Regions from separate parts of the Homo sapiens genome. Here regions 2, 3 and 4 are each linked to region 1. Evidence: chromatin loops called from intact Hi-C (ENCODE). Cell type or tissue: heart right ventricle. All regions are shown on one strand.

Region 1 (5,000 bases):
CTTAAAGAACTGACTAGGTTCTAAAATAATAGAACTGAGAAATAGGACTGAGAAATGACCAACATCAAGTATATACGGTACACTTAGCACTTGTTTCTATAGAAAACATTTCAAATCAAGTTCTTTATGATGTGAACCAGATTTTCCAAATGCCTAAACCACTTCTGAGCTTTAAGCAAGGCCTCAGAAATTCAGCGGGTGCCTGGGAGGCTTCATTCACATTCACCTCTAAGGAGAGGCTAAAAGAGGAATTTCCAGATGGCAGCTACTGGCTCAGAACCAGGGGGTCCCTTGCCAAGTCTGTCTCTATGTGGCTCCCGGAATTGCTGAGGTCTCACTTCTCAGAGGGCTTTGATGGAAAATAAAGCAACAGCTGACGCTCACGGGCCTCGGAACTCTGGCCAGGCTCCCTGAGGGGTGCATCCTAGGAGAACTGAAAAATGGGATTGGAGCTTTTGCCTTATCCTTACACCCCAAGTTCTTTGTGTGGCAGAACATCTATGAAAAAATAATAAAATATTGTCTGATATTTCCCTTTACTTCTGGTATTGCTTTTGACCTTCTCAAAACCCACCCCTCCCACCTCTAACAAACCAAAATGGAAAATGACAATTCAGGCAGCTGTTAATTGGCTCACTCTCTCAAGGCAAGCACTGTCTCAAGGCAGTCTCAAGGCAGAGATGACACAGCAAAAAACAGAGGGGGAGAAAAAAGTCTATTATTGGCTTGTGATTTACAAAAGCCAAAGTCCTTTAGATAAAAGGCCAGGAGTCGTACCAACATAGATACCAAATCCAGGAGAACACAGACCAGCGATAAGAGGGACGCTTCCCCATGACCCAGACCAGCCTAAAGCCCCTGTGGGGGCAGCCAGTGGGGAGCTGTCAGACCTTGGACATGGTGGTCTTTGAGAATGGGTCTGCCCTTCTCTCCCTGACCAGTTGGGATAGACACCTGACTGGAATCCTTGACACTGGCAGGTGTTTCTATGAACAGAGAGGACTGTGCCTGTCTTCCTGAATCCCAACCCAGAGTAGAAGCAGTGGAGACATGGATCTGGGTTGAGAAATGGGTTTTCCTGTCCCCCTGTGTCACCCACATCTTCACAAAGGACTTACAGGTGGCTGAGAGATCTGTAGGAATGGAATGGGGCTTGCAGGTGGCCCCAGAAATCTGAGGAGACCAATGACTAAGACCAGATGTGGGTCAGTGGTCATCTTGGCAGGTATCACTGTGGACAGATGACACTGAGGGCCACTCCTCTGACCTTGGGTTGTCAACTGCTACCTGGTAGCCCCACCCCTCCCCTTTCTACCCCTAGACCTTGGCCTCCAGGGAAAAAGTGTGTGTAGGAACTCCCTCTGCCATTTTGAAAAGACAGGAGCTAAAAGCAGTTCCATGAAGGACAGGCGTTTCGTTTCATACCTGAGTTTGTGAAATAAGAGTTGTTCTTGCTACACGTGATTTTTACCTTTCTGTCTTCTCCATTGACTTAGTAATGAGACAGATCAGCACGAGGATAACTTGTAGCCATACACCTGGCAGGTTCTGCAAGTCAGAGAACTGTAACCACATGCTGGGCCTTAGAGCAATCTTAGGGCACCTGCTTTTCTCCTGCCTACCCATTTTATAGAAAAAACAAGAGAGGCTCCTTCCGTGGCTGGTAGCACAGGGCAAAGTAAGGAAAGGGATGTGCCAGCAGTGGGTTTGAATGAGGATCTGGGTGACCAGCGGTGAATGTATGTTGTCTGTTAGTCCAGAATCTACATGCTGGGCACGTTAGGGATCCCTCTGGGGAGGGGCGCCTTTGGCTTGCCTTGTTGGTGTGAGCCGAGCACGCGTGCTTGTTTCAATCCTGACCGCCGGTCAATTTGTGGAACAAGTCCTCATCGAGTGTTTCATTCTGGTCCTTGGAGCGGGTGGACAAGAAAATGTAGCCGCCAATGTACTCGTGCACAATCTTGCAATCTGCACTCAGGCAGGTGAAAGCAGTAAAGACGTTTTGGTCAAACTCGATGACCACCTGGAAGAGGAAGGCACAGAGAAGCTTAAACTCTGACAAGGAATGATGAAAAAAAAAGTGCTTTGCTGGACTGGCCCCTGGAGCTGAGGGCTGCTGAGGTGGATAACAGATGGATATCCCTCTAAAACACACAGAAAACCATCACTTCCATTAAACGCTTCCAGAAAACATCTTTGCTCTCTTTGCGCCCTCTGGTGGTGTCGACTTTGCTGCACGTCTGGTTAAAAAAACTCCCAACACATTTTCTGTCTACAGTTTAGATACAAGGATTTTGCCCAAGCACTCTCTGTCTCCCTGTGTTGAGGGGCAGGGTGCTTCGCAGGCACTTTATTTTTATTTTTATTTTTTTTTTGAGATGGAGTCTCTCTCTGTCACCCAGGCTGGGGTACAGTGGCACGATCTCGGGCCACTGCAACCTCTGCCTCCCAGGTTCAAGCGATTCTCATGCCTCAGCCTCCCAAGTAGTTGGGATTACAGGTGTGTGCCACCACACCTGGCTAATTTTTGTATTTTCAGTAGAGACGGGGGTTTCACCATGTTGGCCAGGCTGGTCTTGAACGCCTGACCTCAAGTGATCCATGCCTCGGACCCCCAAAGTGTTGGGATTATAGGCGTGAGCCACTGCACCCGGCCTGCAGGCTCTTTAATGAATAAAAGTCTGCCTGAATTTTCCTACAGCCACTGCCCGGAACCCTTTCCTAGCTGCAAGTCATAAACTCTAAGCACTAGAAGAAAGACTTAGAGACTTTGCTGGTTCACAACCTTGGCTGCCCATTGAAATCACTTGTGGACCTTTAAAAATTACTAATGGTTCGTTCCTCCTCCCAGAGATTCAGATTTAACTGGCCTTGGGTGTGGTCTAGGCAGTGGTGTTTTAAAGCTCCCCAGGTGATCCTAATACGCATCAAGGCTTTAGAGCTACCGCCTTAGAGGTCATCTAATCTCTGAACTTGATTTTACAAATAAGCACCCAGATGATTATCAACACTGCTGAGAGGAAGTCAGGGTTCTTAACAAATGTGTGGGTCTCTTACCATCCCTCTACGTCAGTGACTTTCTATTGGAAAATGAGAATGCCAAAGGAATGAGGGAAGATTGAGTCTGTATCAGCAACATCTGAATGTTTTAATTAATTCAAGAATGAATGAAACAGGGTCTTGCTTTGTTACCCAGGCTGGAGTGCAGTGGCACAGTCACTGCTCACTGTAACCTCGAACCTCAACTGATCATCCCTGGCTGAGTAGCTGAAACTACAGGTGCACACCATCACACCTGGCTAGTTCAGCGTTTTTTTTTTTTGTTTTTTTTTTTTTTAATTTTCTGTGGAGACAGGGTCTCATTATGTTGCCCAGGCTGGTCTCGAACTCCCAGCCTCAAGTGATCCTTCCCACCTCGGCCTCCCAAAGCACTGGGCAGAATGTTTTAAATTAGCGGCAGGATGCTAAGCTGCCTCTAACTTCATCTGGAATTTTCCATGATACAGGCTTGGCCTGAACTTAGCTCCTAGGATGGGAGATGATGGGAGGCTGTAACATAGGCTAGGGGTTTGAGGGCTCCTGGTTTTAAGAGGTGAAGCTTTTCTCAGTCATCACTATGGACCTCACTTTCTTCTTCAGCAGTTTTTCCCTTTTGGGCCTGGAATGCTCTCCAGGTGAGCAACTGAATCTTCCAGTCCTCCATCGGGTTTCTTGGCAGCCAGTCAGATGAGGCTTTTTTTGGATTTATTTTGCATAGCAGTTACATCTCCAGTAGTTTCTCATAAGTAAGTATCAAGCTAAATCCTGTATAATCCTATGCTGAGTCAATGAAAATTAATGAAACTGCTCAGCGATTTCAGAACCTGTCTGTATTGAAAGTCTGCATGGAGACTAAGCCAACTTGCAGTGCTAATGCAAGAGCATTTGGCCTGTGCCTGTTAGGAAGCTGCCCAGAATTGCATATGATGATTTTAGCAGACAGACAGTTACCATATGCTTGTGGTTTCTTAGGTCTAAATAGAAGAACACCTTTTAAAACTCAGAATAATCTGCAATTCTGAGGGACACACATTTATAGGCTCAACACTGAAGAGCAAAAACTTTCACTTTACCTGCCGGGTTTCCCAGTTTACATTCCACTGTTTGATATTTGTGAATCTCCATGTTGTCACTGGAATCCCGGTGGCTGCATCAATTTTAATCAACCTGTTATATGAAACTCCCAGAATGTCATCTTTTTTGCTTCCTTTAAATCTGAAAAGAATCATAATATTAGTTAAGAGAAGCAACTGCTTCCTATAATACAATGTTCACTCACATATAACTTCTTAAAAATACTACCAGTATTTCTGAATCATTTCAGAGGAATGGACAATGAAGAATTAACTTTCTGCAGGGGGGCATTTTTATTGGGATATAGACAGCGTGAAAAAAGAATGAAGGCTATCCTGCAGATGGTCTTTAAGTAAAACTGACATCAGAGAGAAGAAAAATAAGATGGAATCAAATAAATTCATTCAAAATGATTACTGACTCTGTGTTGGGCACCCTTCTAGGCATGGGAGATATAGTAGTAAACTAAACGGATGGAAAATTTCTGACTGTGGGAGGGAGAAGATCATAAGTATGAGGTACATATGCCAGATAAGATGAAGGAAAATAAAGTTGGAAGGGCTACAGGGAATACTGGTAATAAGGTGGTTACAGTTTGAAACAGGGAGGTCAGTGAAAAGGTGACATTTGATCAAAAAATGGATATGCATGAGGATGTGAGCCGCGTGGATATCTGGGGAAAGAGTATTCCAGGCAGAGGGCACAGCCACTTAAAAAAATTTTTTTTTTAATGTGCTTAAGGACCTGCCAGGAGGCCCATGTGGCTGACACAGTGAAGGAGGGGAGAGAAATGTGAGTTCAAGAGCAAAGGTCTTGTAGGCCACTGTAAGGATCTGGCTTTTACTCTGAGTGAGATAAGAAATCCTTCAGATTTTGTGTGTGTGTGT
Region 2 (5,000 bases), 260 kb before region 1:
TATTTTAACATTCAAAATGAAAGAAGGACCTAATCCCAAAATAAAGATCAGTTTTCTGTAGTCCCTAGTGTTTTTTTCTCACGTATCCATGGACTAGTAAGGGTTTCATCATGGCCTAGCATGAGTCCATAGGCCACTGCTTGGAAAACTTCTATGTATCCAGTATACAATGCACTGATTACTGTGCTCAGTGCTTAACAGGCAACTGGAAGATGGTAAGAACTATTATTAATAACAGACACTTAGAGGTTTTGATATATGTAACTTTAGAGTCCTTCTTTCCATTTCTAAAAATTCCGACAATTTTTGAACAAGTGAACGAGTGGCCTCTTGTAAGACAACAGAGCCAGAAGTCCTCAGGAGCTCAGTACAATTGTGTCTTTGCTTTATAAAATAAATCATCATGAATGAGAAGTAGCTTTGCCATGTGTATTACTTTCACCAGGTATTATGCCTCACTAAATGCAGAGTTCTTTTCTGTTTCTCCGTATTATGTTAGATTGTTTACCTGAACCCTGATGGCTAGCTTCTTTACAGGGTTGTGAATGTTGTCCCTTCAGTCATTAGCGAAATGCTTATTGTGTATCTACTATGCTGCAGACCCTGTTCCTAGGGTCGGGGATACACAGTGAACAAAATAGACAAAGGCTCTCCCTCTCTTTAAGGGGCTTTTTATTTTTATTTTTATTTTTTTATTGAGACGGGGTCTCACTCTGTCACCCAGGCTGGAGTGCAGTGATATAATCGTGGCTTACCACAGCCTCAACCTCCCAGGCTCAGGTGACACTCCTACCTCAGCCTCCTAAGTACCTGGGACCACAGGTGTGTGCCACCATGCCTGGCTATTTTTTTCTATTTTTAGTAGAGGTGGGGTTTCACCATGTTGCCCCGGCTGCTCTAGAACTTCTGGGCTCAAGTGATCCACTCGCCTCGACCTCCCAAAGTGCTGGGATTACAGGCGTGAGTCACCATGCCTGGTCTTTAAAGGGCTTTTTAAATTCTAGTTCTTTGGCTGGGTGCTGTGGCTCACGTCTGTAATCCCAGCATTTTGGGAGGCCGAGGCAGGCGGATCACCTGAGCTAAGGAGTTCAAAACCAGCCTGACCAACGTGGTGAAACCCTGTCTCTACTAAAAATACAAAAAAAATAGCGAGGCGTGGTGGCACGTGCCTGTAGTCCCAGCTACTTGGGAGGCTGAGGCAGGAGAATTGTTTGAACCCAGGAGGTGGAGGTGCAGTGAGCCGAGATTGTGCCACTGCACTCCAGCTTGGGTGACAGAGCAAGACTATGTCTCTAAATAAATAAATAATTCTAGTTCTTAGGATCATGGTTGGAAGGGGCAGAAGGGGTATATAGACACTAAAAGAAATCTGTAACAGCTGCTGCTGTGAAGAAAGGAAAGCAGTGTTAGAGATGAAGGGTGTGATTAAAATATGATGGCCTGGATAGGTTTCTCTGATAAGGCAATGTGTGTGTAGAGTCTGGAAGAATTTTGGTATTAAAGGAGTAAATTAATACATTTTTGTTTTGCTTGTAAACTTAATTCTCTGATGAAGTGCCTCTTCTATTACCTTTCTGTGGAAGAGGAGAAAATGCAAATATTGGAAAAGAGCAAGAGAAATAGTAACATACTTATGGCACTATTTCCTCCATTTATAGAGCAAAAATGAAACAAACAAAAAACTGAATTAAGTGGCTTTTAAACTAAGACACAAGCCTGCTTTTCTCAAACACCTTTTTCCTTTTCTTTCTTTTTTTTTTTTTTTTTTTTTTTTTGAGACAGGGTCTCACTCTGTCTCCCACGCTGGAGTGCAGTGGCACAGTCTCAGCTCACTGCAAACGCCGCCTCCCTGGTTCAAGCGATTCTCCTACCTCAGCCTCCAGAGTGGCTGGGACTACAGGCGTGTGCCACCATGCCCGGCTAATTTTTGTATTTTTTTTTGTAGAGATGGGGTTTCTCCATGTTGCCAAGGCTGGTCTTGAACTCCTGAGCTCAAGCGATCCACCCACCTTGGCCTCCCAAAGTGCTGGGATTATAGGCATGAGCCACCGCGCCCGACCCCTCAAAACACCTATTATTACTGCTTTTCCTTTATGGCTGCCTGGGTATCAATCCAAGAAGCATCTTTGAAAGTGTTAAATATTTACTTACACTGGCAAAAGTAAGCTTCATCTGTGAAATTGTCTTATAGGACCCAAGAATCTTAAAGAAAAATATTGACCACTCAGTGGTGGCTTATTTAGGAATATCTGTATATTTTTTGTTAAATGTTCTAGAATTTAAAATTCTTCTGAGCACAGTCCCTATAGAATTGAATTAATTCTTTTACATAATTCCAAAGTTGAAAAAGATGAATGACTTGTCTACTTTCAGCTAGATTTTAACTTTTGAGGTAAAATTGCTAACATCCTTTCAAGTAAGTTCTTTATTTCCAAAATTACTTTTTCTTTTTCTTCTTCTTTTTTTTTTTTTTTTTTTTTTTGAGATAGGGTCTCACTCTGTCACCCAGGCTGCAGTGCAGTGGTGCAATTTCCTCAGCTCACTGCAACCTCTGCCTCCCAGGCTCAAGTGATCCTCTCATCTCAGCCTCCTGAGTAGCTGGTACCACAGGCGCATGCCACCACACCCACTAATTTTTTGTAGAGACGGGTTTCATCATGTTGCCCAGGCTGGTCTCGAATTCCTGGGCTCAAGAGATCTGCCCACCTTGGCCTCCCAAATTGCTGGGATTACAGTCATGAACCACTGCGCCCGGCCCCAAAATTACTTTTTCTAATGACACACAACACCAGAGGATTGGAAGGAAACATCCAGAATTTGCTCCAGTGTTCTTTTTCATCACTTATGTTCCTTGGGGGTTTCTGTGGTTCCAGAAGCCATTCATGCCTGCGAGACAGCGGCCCTGGGGGAGAATTGAGCTTTTTTCTCTCCTGAGCAGATACGCTTGTTGGATTGCATTAAATGAGCCCCTTGAACCACTGTGCTCAGCCTTGTCTGCACATCGGCATCAACTGCAAGTTTTAATGATCTTGATGCCCGGGACTCATCTCCAGAAGCTCTGATTTAATTGGTATATAGGGCAGCCTGGGAATCAGGATTTTGTAAAAGCTCAAGTGCTTCTAATATGCAGCCACGCTGAAAAACCACTGCCTTAGAGCAGTGCTTCTCAAAATGTAATGTGACTATTAACCACCCAGGGATCCTATTAAAATACAGATTCTAATTCAGTAAAGTGTGAGGTGGAGGCCAATGATGTGTAAATAAGACCATAGAGCAGGAGTCAGCAGCCTCTGGCCTGTGGACCAATTCTGACCCTATGCCTGTTTTTGTACAGCCTGCAAGCTAATAATGACTTTCACATTTTAAAATGATTATTTTTAAAAAGAAGAAGATGTAACTGGGCATTGAAGGTCCACAAAGCCTAAAATATTTACTATCTGGCCCTATACAGGAAAAGTTTGCTAACCCATGATCTATCTTCATAAGGTTCCCCATAACCACTGAAAGTCTCTTCTCAGTATTATCCCACTTTATTGGATCCTATAGCCTCTTGTCTTAGGAATTCCCATACTTAGGAATTTGTTTTTATATAAAAGAAATGAGGTCTGGGTATAGTGGCTCATGCCTGTAATCCCAGCACTTTGGGAGGCCATGATGGGCTGATTGCTTGAGGCCGGGAGTTTGAGAGCAGTCTGGCCAACATGGCAAAATCCTGTCTCTACAGAAAATACAAAAATTATCCAGGTGTGGTGGTGTGTGCCTGTAATTCCAGCTACTCCAGAGGTTGAGGCATGAGAATCACTTGAACCCAGGAGACAGAGGTTGCAGTGAGCTGAGATCACACCACTGCACTCCAGTCTGGGTGACAGAGTGAGACTCTGCCTCAAAAAAACGAAAAAAAAAAAAAAAAAAGAAAGAAAAAGAAATGGCATAAACTGGTAGAATACACAGCCCATGAATTGTTGGTCATAAAATTAACTGCAAATGTAAATATTATTTTAAAATTTCAACTCTATATTTTTTAAAAATTATTTTGTGATTTTATTGTAAATGTAGTTCCAAAAAGACACATTTTCCTTGAATGACATTTTTTTTATTTTAAGTAAAGATTGCCAGGACAGAGAGAACCAAGAGTCACTGAAGATTCCCCTTCAGAAATAGTAAAGTTCTACTGCGTATATTCGGGGTTTGCCAACAATGATTTGAAAAATAAAAGGTTGCTTTCTACTGAAATGCTGAATGAATAAATTTGGGTGCATGAGAGATTCACTGTCTGTGGGTAAACAAGGGGCAGTGTGAGTCTTAAAAAGGAAGATTGTTGAGGGCAATATCTACATTTCACAGATGAGGAAACTGAGCTTTGGAAAATGCAAGTGAAAATCTGAGGACCATAGCGAAATAGTGGCAGGACGAGAACTGGAAGTTGCTCTCCTGATTTGTTTCCAGTTCATATTTTTTCTGTGATTCTGCATTCTACTCAAGAACTAATATTATGATTAAAATGCCTGACAGTATAAAAGGACCAGTTTAAAAACTATCACAGATATTCCTATTTGTCATACATTATGTTTTCCTTTAAGACCCTGAGGATAGGCTGGGCGCAGTAGCTCACACCTGTAATCTCAGCACTTTGGGAGGCCGAGGCGGGTGGTTCACTTGAGCTCAGGAGTTCAAGACCAGCCTGGGCTACATGGCAACCCTGTCTCTACAAAAAATACCAATAAATAGCTGGGCGTGGTGGTGCCTGCCTGTAGCCCCAGTTATCTTGGGGGCTGAGGCAAGAGGATCACTTGAGCTCAGGTGATGGAGGCTACAGTGAGCCGAGATTGTGCCACTGCACTCCAGCCTGGGTGACAAAGTGAGACCCTATCTCAATAAATAAATAAAATGAAAATAAAACCTTGAGGATATTTATAATATTAGCTGCTTTCACGTCCTTGTTTGTTAATTCCATCATCTTTATCATTTCAAGATCTGTTTCTGTTGACTGATTTTTCTCC
Region 3 (5,000 bases), 550 kb before region 1:
TCCTTCAAGAACTTAGAAAAACGACCAAATACAGTGGCTCATGCCTGTAATCCCAGAACTTTGGAAGGCTGAGGCAGGAGAATCACTTGAGCCCAGGAGTTTAAGACCAGCCTGGGCAACACAGTGAGATCTCATCAATATTTATGTTATTTAAAAAAAAGAAGAACTTAAAAAAAGAGAGCAAAATAAGCCTAAAACCAGCACAAGAAAGGAAATAATAAAGAGCAGAAATCAATGAAATGAAAAACAGAATAACATTAGAAAAAGTTGGTGGAGTCAAGAGTGTGTTCTTTGAAAAGATCTGTAAAACTGACCAAGCTCTGACAAGACTGACGAAGAAAAAAATTACTAATATCGCTTATAGATTTTAGAAATTATAGTACACAGTTACCAATATCAGGAGTGAAACAGAGGAAATCACTACAGACGCTGCGGACATCAAAAGGATAACGAAATGCTACAAACAACTCTGCATACATAAATTTGATAACTTAGATTAAATGGACCAATTCCTTGTAAAGTACAAACTACCGCAACTCACCTAATTGAAATAGGTAATTTGGATAGCTGCATAACTATTAGAAAATTGAATTTTTAGTTAACTTCCTGAAAAAGAAATCTCCAACCCAGATTGTTTCACTGGAGAATTCTATTAAAGATTTAAAGGGGAGTTAAGACCAACTCTACAGAAAATAGAAGGAAAAGGAACCCTTCCCAACTCATTCCAGAAAGCAGGTATTACCCTCATACCAAAGCCAGACAAAAACAGTGTAAAAAGACCGGGCACAGTGGCTCACGCCTGTAATCCCAGTACTTTGGGAGGCTGAGGCGGGTGGATCACCTGAGGTCAGGAGTTGGTGACCAGCTTTGCCAACATGGTGAAACCCTGTCTCTACTAAAAAGACAAAATTAGCTGGGCATGGTGGCACCTGCCTGTAATCCCATCTACTTGGGAGGCTGAGGCAGGAGAATCGCTTGAACTTGGGAGGAGGAGGTTGCAGTGAACTGAGCCGAGATTGTGCCACTGCTCTCCAGCCTGGGTGACAGAGCAAGACTCCATCTCAAAACAACAACAACAAAATTAAACATGCAGCCGAGCACAGTGGCTCATGCCTGTAATCCCAGCACTTTCGGAGGCCAAGGTGGGAGTATTGTTTAAGCCCAGGAGTTTGAGACCAGCCTGGGTAACATTGGGAGACCCCCTATCTCTACAAAAACTTTTAAAAATAAGCCAGGTGTGGTGGCCTCCCAGCTGCTCTGGAGGCTGAGGAAGGAGGATTACTTGAGCCCACGAATTAGAGACAACCGTGAGCTATGATCATGTCACTGCACTCCAGCCTGGGCAACAAAGCAAGAACCCATCTCAGAAAGAAAAAAAAAAAAATAAAAGCTAAACATGCAACTACCATATGACCTAATACTTAACTGTTCTCGGAATTAGCCAACAGAAATGAGAACTTAGTTCACACGAAAGCCCGTAGACAAGTGTTTATAGCTGATTTATGCATAATAGTCCCAAACTGGACACAACCCCAATGCCCTTCAGTGTGTGAATGTCCAGAGCAGCCTGGGGACTGACACTGCCACGCTCTTACTTGGAATGTGTGTAGCTTTCCAGAGAATGAGTTAAGGTGTGTGTTGAGGGGCTGGGAGCGAGCAGTGCTGGCACACCAGCAGAACTGAGGAGTTCAGTCTAGAGTTGGTACATCTTGAGCTGAATCTCTAAGGCCTTCAGTTTCCTAGATCTGCTTCCCTCGGAAGCACTTAGGAAACAGGGCCTCCCTCCACAGGACAGCCCCCCGGGTCTGCAAAGGGGCATGTGTTTCCTCCTTAGGCACGGATGTGCCTTGTCCTCTCTTCTCCCACACTTAGAGTAACCTGTGAATAATTTGATGGGTGAAATAACCCACTGTCTGGGACACCATTTTTGGTGTGGCTTTATGGGTGCCTATGTACCGTGTATATGTATGTAACATGTAACCCTGCTCAAAAAGGTTAGAACTCACCCAGTCAGCTAGCGACTCCAGAATAATCAGATACATGTTCCCCCAAGGTACCACAAGATGGCAGCACATGCACACAGCATTTCAAGCTCCTGCACACTGAGATGACAGCAATTAATCTGCCCTCTAATAATGCCTCTGCCATCCTGGAAAGCCCTACACTTAAACGGTCATGATGCCTGTTTCTATGATGATGTGTTGCAAACACACGCAGCATTTCTGAGGTAGATGAAGAGATTCAAAGGGTAACAGGAGATTATGTAGTTCAGAATTCTTCACCTTTTTTTAAAAAAAATATTTATTTATTTATTTATTTATTTTTAATAGAGACAGGGTCTCACTATGTTGCCCAGGCTAGTCTTGAATTCCTGGGCTCAAGCGATCCTCCCGCCTCGGCCTCCCAAAGGGCCGGGATCACAGGCGTGAGCCACTGAGTGTGGCCAGAATTCTTCACCTTTTGGTGCAGAGTGTGTATGTCGCACCTGAAGCCAGAAGTCAACGATACTCGATGAAAGGGTTTGTTCAGCGCAGATGACCTACTTGGGTTCATGGCTTGCATGTGTTATAATTGCTGCTGTTTATTTCCTGAAAACTTAGACGATTTGGGGCACATTATCGATGCCTTACAGGCATGGTCGCATTAAACTTTACTGCAGCCATCTGTCATAGTGATTATTATCCTCATTTTACAGATGGGGAAAGAAAGAATTAGACCTTCAGGCACCTTGGTAATGGCACGCACAGCGAGTAGAGGCAGAGAGAACCTGCTTCCCTGACGGCCCACACTCCCCCGGCACACAAGGCTCCCTCTAGGTGGCGCGCGCGTCTCAGCTTCTACTGCGGAAGTCTCGGTTATGTGATTATGTATACGCTCAATCCTACACCAATTGAGAATGGCCCTTAGCTTGGAATTAGTAAGAACAGTAATTAGCAATTTATTGTCAGAAAAAAGTTCATAAGATTATCGGCCGCAGTCTCTTTGCTGCACATCTTTCTCATCTTGACAGGACAGCCACAGGGAATCCAGGTCTTCTCCACCACCCCAGGCTCAGCAGTTCATGCTTACCCACCCAGCTCAGGCACAGATGCGACATTCAGCTTAGCAACATTCAGCTTAGGATCGGGTAAACAGGCAGAGCTTTCTCTCTCTCTTTTTTTTTTTTTTTTGAGGCAGAGTCTCTCTCTTATTGCCCAGGCTGGAGTGTAATGGTGCGATCTCGGCTCACCACAACCTCCATCTCCCGCGTTCAAGCGATTCTCCTGTCTCAGCCTCCCGAGTAGCTGGGATTACAGTTATGCACCACCACACCTGGCTAATTTTGTATTTTTAGTGGAGATGGGGTTTCTCCATGGTCAGGCTGGTCTCGAACTCCAGACCTCAGGTGATCCACCGGCCTCGGCCTCCCAAAGTGCTGGGATTACAAGCATGAGCCACTGCGCCTGGCCTTTTTTTCTTTCTTTCTTTTTAATGTGGAAAATTCCAAATCCTATCAGAGCATATTTGGCATGTGATTTTTTTTTTTTTTTTTTTTTTTTTTGAGACAGGGACTCACTCTGTCGCCCAGGCTGGAGTGCAGTGGCACAATCACGGATCACTGGAGCATCAAACTCCTGGGCTCAAGCGATCCTTCCACCTCAGCCTCCTGATTACCTAAGACTATAGGCAAGCACCACCACAGCCCCTAGTTTTTATTTTTATTTTTTATTTATTTATTTTTTTGTAGAGACAGAGTCTCGCTTTGTTGCCCAGACTGGTCTTGAACTTCTGGCCTCAGGTGACCCTCTGGGCCTCCCAAAGCACTGGGTTTACAAGCATGAGCCACCATGCCAGGCCTAACATCTCTAATTTTTTAAAATTGTTTTTAACATAATGAGACCGAGCTTCACCATGTTGTCTAGACTGTTCTCAAACTCCTGGGCTCAAATGATCCACCCACCTTGGCCTCCCAAAGTGCTAGGGTTACAGGTGTGAGCCACCGTGCCCAGCCAGCATCTCTAATTTTTGACAAGCAGACTTTTGATATGTGATTTACCTAAGTTGTGTAAAGTTATATTCAACGTTATCTGCCTTTTACAAATCAGGAAAACAGGGTATCATTAACTTTCCTAAGTGATATATTCAGGGGGAAAATGAATTTAGCAAAGTGGAGGTCTTTTGTGTCCTTTTACAGATAGTAAAATAGCATCTAGGAGAATGGGAGGTTGAAGGGAACTGTCATAGATTTGGGGTCAACTGAGGCCAGTTAGTGGCCATGACCATGAGGGACCTTAGGTGCTGCTTGCTTTCCCCAGCCAGGTTCAGCTGTGTGGGTGCAGATTCAGACTTGGAGGTGAGATGAAAATAATAAGAGGGATGTGATGGAGCAAGACAGGGCAAGGGCCTTGAGCACACACAAGGAAGAGATTCCAGCAGCTGACAGTCTCATTACAGCTGGCAGGGCAGTCAGTGAGAGCATGAGATTAGGTGGATCATGAGCAGAGAAGCTGGGATGGATGCACTGGTGGCCTCAGCACAGGGAGGGTGCCAGGGGGAGTGAACAGTGGAGGGGAATGGGACTCATGTCATTTCCGTTATGGAAAGGGTGTCGCTATTTGATAGGAGAGCTCTGGGATATGACCATGGGAATGAAAGGCTGGGGAGATGACAGGATCACTGGCAGGAAACTGAGAGGCCAGTATTTTGGAAATATTATTTACAAAGCTACTGATATCACCAAGGACAGGAAAGTGTTAGAGAAAGTGGCAATGATTCAGAAAGTGAAATCTCCAAGGAAGAATGTTTGTACCCAGGCTTTGGTAGATGAAGGTAACCACAGGGTGTGGGAGAAACAGTTTGTTATGGGAAGGAGGAAGAATGTTCCAGGAAAGCAGCAATGACTGGCAGAAAAGACACTCACCCCACCCACCCCACCCTCAAGCCCACAGATACTCAAAAAGCACAGGGAAGAAAACATTCCCGTTTTGAGAGAGCAGTAGGGGAAGTGTGGTTTCACACAG
Region 4 (5,000 bases), 270 kb before region 1:
TCCAGTCTTATGGCGAGATCAATATCATTACTGTATGGCCGGGCGCAGTGGCTCACACCTGTAATGTTAGCACTTTGAGATGCCGAGGCGGGCAGATCACTTGAGGCCAGGAGTTTGAGACCAGCCTGGCCAACATAACAAAACCTCATCTCTACTAAAAATACAAAAAAAATTAGCTGGGCGTGGTGGCACATGCCTGTAATCCTAGCTACTTAGGAGGCTGAGGTATGAGAATCATTTGAACCCAGGAGGCAGAGGTTGCAATGAGCCGTACTTACTATATATATATAGTAACTTACTATAGGTCTTTGTATATATATATAGTTACTGTAAGACATTTGTATATCGCAAAAAAAAACTATATATATATATACAGTTACTGTAAGACATTAGTATAGTGTAAAAAAAAACTAGAAAAAAAAACCAAAAAACAAACAAGAAAATCTAGCTCCTGTGTGTTTTTTACATGACCTTGTGGCACCTGCAGGCTAATTTTGTTTGTTCAGGTTTTGCCACATCCTGTGATCGTTCATTATCTTTGACTTGATATGTGACCGTACAAGAACATTTCAGTTATGGCCTAACATAATATGTGCTCTAAAAATTCCATTGCAGAAATCATACTTGATGAAGGTGGCCGTCATTCATTTTTGTCACCTAATCATGAATGCCAGTGCCACTTTCCATTTCAGGACTGGCATGGAAAGTTATGCCTGTGCATCAAACAAAAGTTTGCATGAAGAAGGAGCCTCTTGTTCAATTTTGCATGAGATGTTTCCTATTGACTTTGAAAACTTGAAGTGTTTGAAGGCAAGGGGGAAAGCAAATCAACCCAAGAGATTCCACATATTCAAAGACTCCAGCACTTTGTTTACCTAACACAGAACTGTGTGCTGGTGGCGAAATAAAGCCTTTGCCCTGAACAGGAAATCTTGGTGGAGTCCAGGCAGCAGGAGGCCTGGCAGCATTCCACAGTGATCAGCTGAAGGAAAAACAAGAGTTTACAATACTAACCCCAAATGCCCTTTTTGTCTCCCAGGAGAATAATACTATCTTGGCCTAGGAGGGTTGTGCCTTCATGCTCAACTCTTGGTCTAACAGTCATGAAGCTGCAGTAACATTCTGTTTTCCCCTCCTTAATCTTCTTTATCAAAGTCTTAATCCTTTGCTGCTGTTGTTTTTGAGATGGAGTTTCGCTCTTGTTGCCCAGGCTGGAGTGCAGTGGCGCGATCTCGGCTTGCCACGAACTCTGCCCTCTGGGTTCAAGTGATTCTCCTGCCTCAGCCTCCCAAGTAGCTGGGATTACAGGCATGTGCCACCATGCCTGGCTAATTTTGTATTTTTAGTAGAGACAGAGTTTCTCCGTGTTGGTCAGGCTGGTCTTGAACTCCAGACCTCAGGTGATCCGCCCACCTCAGCCTCCCGAAGTGCTGAGATTACAGGCGTGAGACCCCTAATCCTTTTTGTTTGTTTATATTATGAAATTAGGCCATTCTATAAGTGGTACACTTTTCAATTTCTTAAAAAAGGGAAAGGTAAATTATTTGGGGCAGACAACAAAATAGGAATGTAAATGCTTGAACTGTTGATTAAATTTGTGTGTTGTGTTGTTTTGTTTTGCTTTTTGAGCCAGAGTTTTGCTGTGTTTCCCAGGCTGGAGTGCAGTGGCGCAATCTCGGCTCACTGCAACCTCTGCCTCCTGGGTTCAAATGATTCTCATGCCTCAGTCTCCCGAGTAGCTGTGATTACAGGTGTGCACCACCACATCCAGCTAATTTTTGTATTTTTGGTAGAGACAGGGTTTCACCATTTTGGCCAGGCTGGTCTCAAACTCCCAACCTCAGGTGATCCGCCCTCCTTGGCCTCCCAAAGTGCTGGGATCATAGACATGAGCCACTGCGCCTGGCCTAAATTTGTGTTTAATATGGCAGGAGTGACGGCTGGGTCTGGTGACCTCCATTTCTCTATTGAATGGGGAGAAAGCACAGCCTTTGGGGTTTGAAGGGCATTATCGCTTTAAACATGTTTTTTGATTTAAATTTTTAAATATTTTTTAGAGATGCGGCCTTGCTCTGTTGCCCAGGCTAGTTTAGAACTCCTGGGTTCAAGTGATTCTCCTGCGTCAGCCTCCCAAAATGTTGGGATAATAGGTGTGAGCTACCACATCTGGCTGCTTTATAATTTTTTACTTGGCGTTTCTTTATCTGTTTTATGGGGACAATAATATCTACCTGATGGGTGGACACATAGTAGCTGACATAAGTGAGAATCTCCACCCACAAACTTTAAAACTGTTGCTTACGCATCATGCTATTGGTCCACAGTATATGGATTTGTGGATCGTGTCTTCTTCCTTCCATTTGAAAACTAGAACATTTGCTTATCTCCCGTCCCTCTATCACTTACCCCATCCTTTGTGATGGTTTTGAAGCACTGATCATTTTCCTGTATTACTGTGGGGAAGTGGATTATCTGCAATACATGCCTTGTGTTCATTTCCTCTCCTACCAGTCAGGCATGCAGTTTTGATAAACTACCTCCCAAGTTCTGAAGGAATTAGGCTTAACCTAAAATAAACAAAACAATAGAATTTTGATAGAAGTGGAACAGAGGCCTGCAGTGTTGTCCCAGGAGCTGTTGAGGGCAGTGGCGCCTGCTTCTGGCCATGGACAGAGAGATTCAGCATCACCATGTCATTGCAGAATGAAGGGAGAGTTGGCTTTGTTAACCACCTTGGCTGCCCGTGATGCACTGATCAGTTAAGATACCAACATTTCTTATTTACATCCTGTGTTGTTGTTTCTCCGCACCCAAGGGATGTGAACAGAGTGGTGGCAGTGATGGTTGCCAGCCCTCTGTCACCACCCTCTCCACTAGAATGCCATGTATTATGTATTTCCACTGAAGGACTTGATTTTAGCACCGAAGAGTGAGTGAGTGGTCGTGTAACCTGTACCTGCAATCTTGGCCTTGAATTCTCATTTTATTCCTCAATGCACTGGCTTAGAAATCAGCTGGCTGGTAGCTGTGAGCCAGGCCCATGCCCACTGCTTTCAGCTGGAGCCCTGCAGGGCTTTGCCCTCCTGGGTGGCCTTTGCCTGGTACGCCTCTCTTGTGCTGGGCTGAGGGCAGCTCTTGGTTATGTATGATTAGCTCAAATTGTGATTCAAAATTGGCACAATTATATCATCCTAATTAAAAAAATAAACCTGAAAATGTAGTATAAATTCCTAACTTCTGAAAATTCCTCGTAATACCCATCCCAGTTTTCAAAGCAGTTTCATAAGTTACTATTTATTTTTTCCTTCTTTTCTTTTCATTCCTTCCTTCTTCCTTCCTTCCTTTCCTTCCTTCTTTCCTTCTTTTCTTTCTCTCTCTTTCTTCCTCTTTCTCTTTTTTCCTTTTTTTTGAATTGGGGATCTTGCTCTCTTTTGATAATGCGATCATATCTCACTGCAGCCTTGAACTCCTGGGCTCAAGCCATCCTCCTGCCTCAGTCTCCTGTGTAGCTGGGACTACAGGTGTGTTCCACCATGCTTGGCTAAGTTTTTACATTTTTTTGTAGAGTTGAGGTCTCGTCATGTTGCCCAGGCTGGTTGCAAACTTCCAGGCTAAAGTGATCTCCCACCTCAGCCTCCTGAGTCACTGGGACATATTTCTGTGGAATCTCCCAGTTTGGCAAAACATTAACCCTAGAATTACTTTAACATTGTTGGAAAAGAGGTACCCCTTCGACTTCCTTTTGGAGAATATAGCCTCAGAATTTATGCTCCCTAGAAACCAGAAGTGATTTCAAGCAATGAGCTAGAAAGAGGAAATCTCTCTTCTTTTTGTAGACTTACTGCTACTAGTCTTTGGAGGAAGGTCCCCAGGTGGGTATATGTATCATTGTTGTGACACTTGTGATAAGGTTAGCCTATTTTTAATGATAAAGCACTAATCATCCTTTTCTTTTAAAAAATCGTTATAAAAATAAACAGTACAAAAGAGTATAAAATGAAATGTAAGGGCGGGCGCGGTGGCTCATGCCTGTAATCCCAGCCCTTTGGGAGGCCAGGGTGGGCAGATCGCGAGGCCAGGAGTTCGAGACCGGCTTGGCCAACATTGTGAGACCCTGTCTTTACTAAAAATATAAAAATTAGCTGGGCATGGTGGCACACACCTGTAATTCCAGCCACTCGAGAGGCTGAGGCAGGAGAATCCCTTGAACCTGGGACACAGAGGTTGCAGTGAGTCAAGATCACGCCACTGCACTCCAGCAAGACTCCATCTCAAAAAAAAAAGAAACGTAAAAGTCCTAGGTCTTCATGCTTCTCCCCAGAAGTAATTATTGTAGATAACTTTTGTGTATCCTTCCATATACACACCTACAGATCTATATACATAAATATAGATAGACATACATACATATGTACATGTGTATATTGTACACACACAAACAGCACGTATATCTTTTTTTCTAAATACCAATGGAATTTTACCAAAATATTATCTTGCATCTTGCCCTTTTTTCACTTATTGCTATAATAAGGCAGCTTGCCATGTTGGTACATGTAGCTCTCTCATATTTTTACTGTCTGCATAGTATCCCATTGTATGATTGGATCATAGTTTATTTAACGAGATGTCTATTGATGGATGTTTAGATTGACCCATGTTTTTACTCATAAACAATCTTGCAGGGAATCTCCTCTTACACAGCTTATCTAATGCATTTGGTGAATGAATATTCTCATTCATGGAGTCAAACTTGGTAACTATATTGTTGTATTTTGAATATTAGTGATTTAGTGGATTTAAGCAGAAAATATTTTAATGAAATTTAATGGCTAAGTAACAAAAGATCGCCTTTATTTGCACAAGAAACATTCTTACAGATGGTGAAAGTGTTACAGAAGCCAGTTTAGTTGGGTTAATATTATCGGTTAGGAGTTAATTCACAGTAAAGTGTTTGTTTTAGAACATCAAATTAATATGCCATGAAGGAATTTAAGGGGGTG

The links. Hi-C counts contacts between places; a loop is a spot of excess contacts. Peaks named below come from ENCODE experiments on the same cell type or tissue, not always from the same donor. Only the 100,000 strongest peaks of a DNase experiment are listed, where the experiment ranks them.
Region 2: it touches region 1 in a loop (2.5-fold over the local background); 7 of 110 quality-filtered maps call a loop at or near these places.
Region 3: a loop joins it to region 1, with 22 times the contacts of the local background. A loop is called at or near these places in 99 of 110 quality-filtered maps.
Region 4: a loop joins it to region 1, with 2.9 times the contacts of the local background. A loop is called at or near these places in 14 of 110 quality-filtered maps.

Annotation. Positions count from the first base shown.
Region 1 is chr20:6,075,324-6,080,323 of GRCh38, forward strand. FERMT1 (FERM domain containing kindlin 1) reads right to left here. Exons shown (of 15, transcript NM_017671.5): 14 at 4,113-4,254; 15 at 1-2,023. The coding sequence ends at 1,850. Among named protein-coding and RNA genes, the nearest start is that of LRRN4, 24 kb to the left of the region's middle. In heart right ventricle, a CTCF peak has its summit at 2,225 (motif pointing left); DNase peaks (open chromatin) are centred at 303 and 2,218; H3K27ac peaks cover 1,458 bases.
Region 2 is chr20:5,812,196-5,817,195 of GRCh38, forward strand. All of the region lies in intron 2 of SHLD1 (shieldin complex subunit 1), which reads left to right. Among named protein-coding and RNA genes, the nearest start is that of SHLD1, 64 kb to the left of the region's middle. In heart right ventricle, no CTCF peak of the experiment used is centred here; no DNase peak of the experiment used is centred here.
Region 3 is chr20:5,527,012-5,532,011 of GRCh38, forward strand. No RefSeq gene overlaps it. Among named protein-coding and RNA genes, the nearest start is that of LINC01729, 20 kb to the left of the region's middle. RefSeq lists enhancers at 1,849-2,390, 3,030-3,099. In heart right ventricle, CTCF peaks have their summits at 2,065 (motif pointing right) and 2,821 (motif pointing right); DNase peaks (open chromatin) are centred at 2,070 and 2,820; H3K4me3 peaks cover 864 bases.
Region 4 is chr20:5,803,993-5,808,992 of GRCh38, forward strand. All of the region lies in intron 2 of SHLD1 (shieldin complex subunit 1), which reads left to right. Among named protein-coding and RNA genes, the nearest start is that of SHLD1, 56 kb to the left of the region's middle. In heart right ventricle, a CTCF peak has its summit at 2,646; no DNase peak of the experiment used is centred here; H3K27ac peaks cover 480 bases.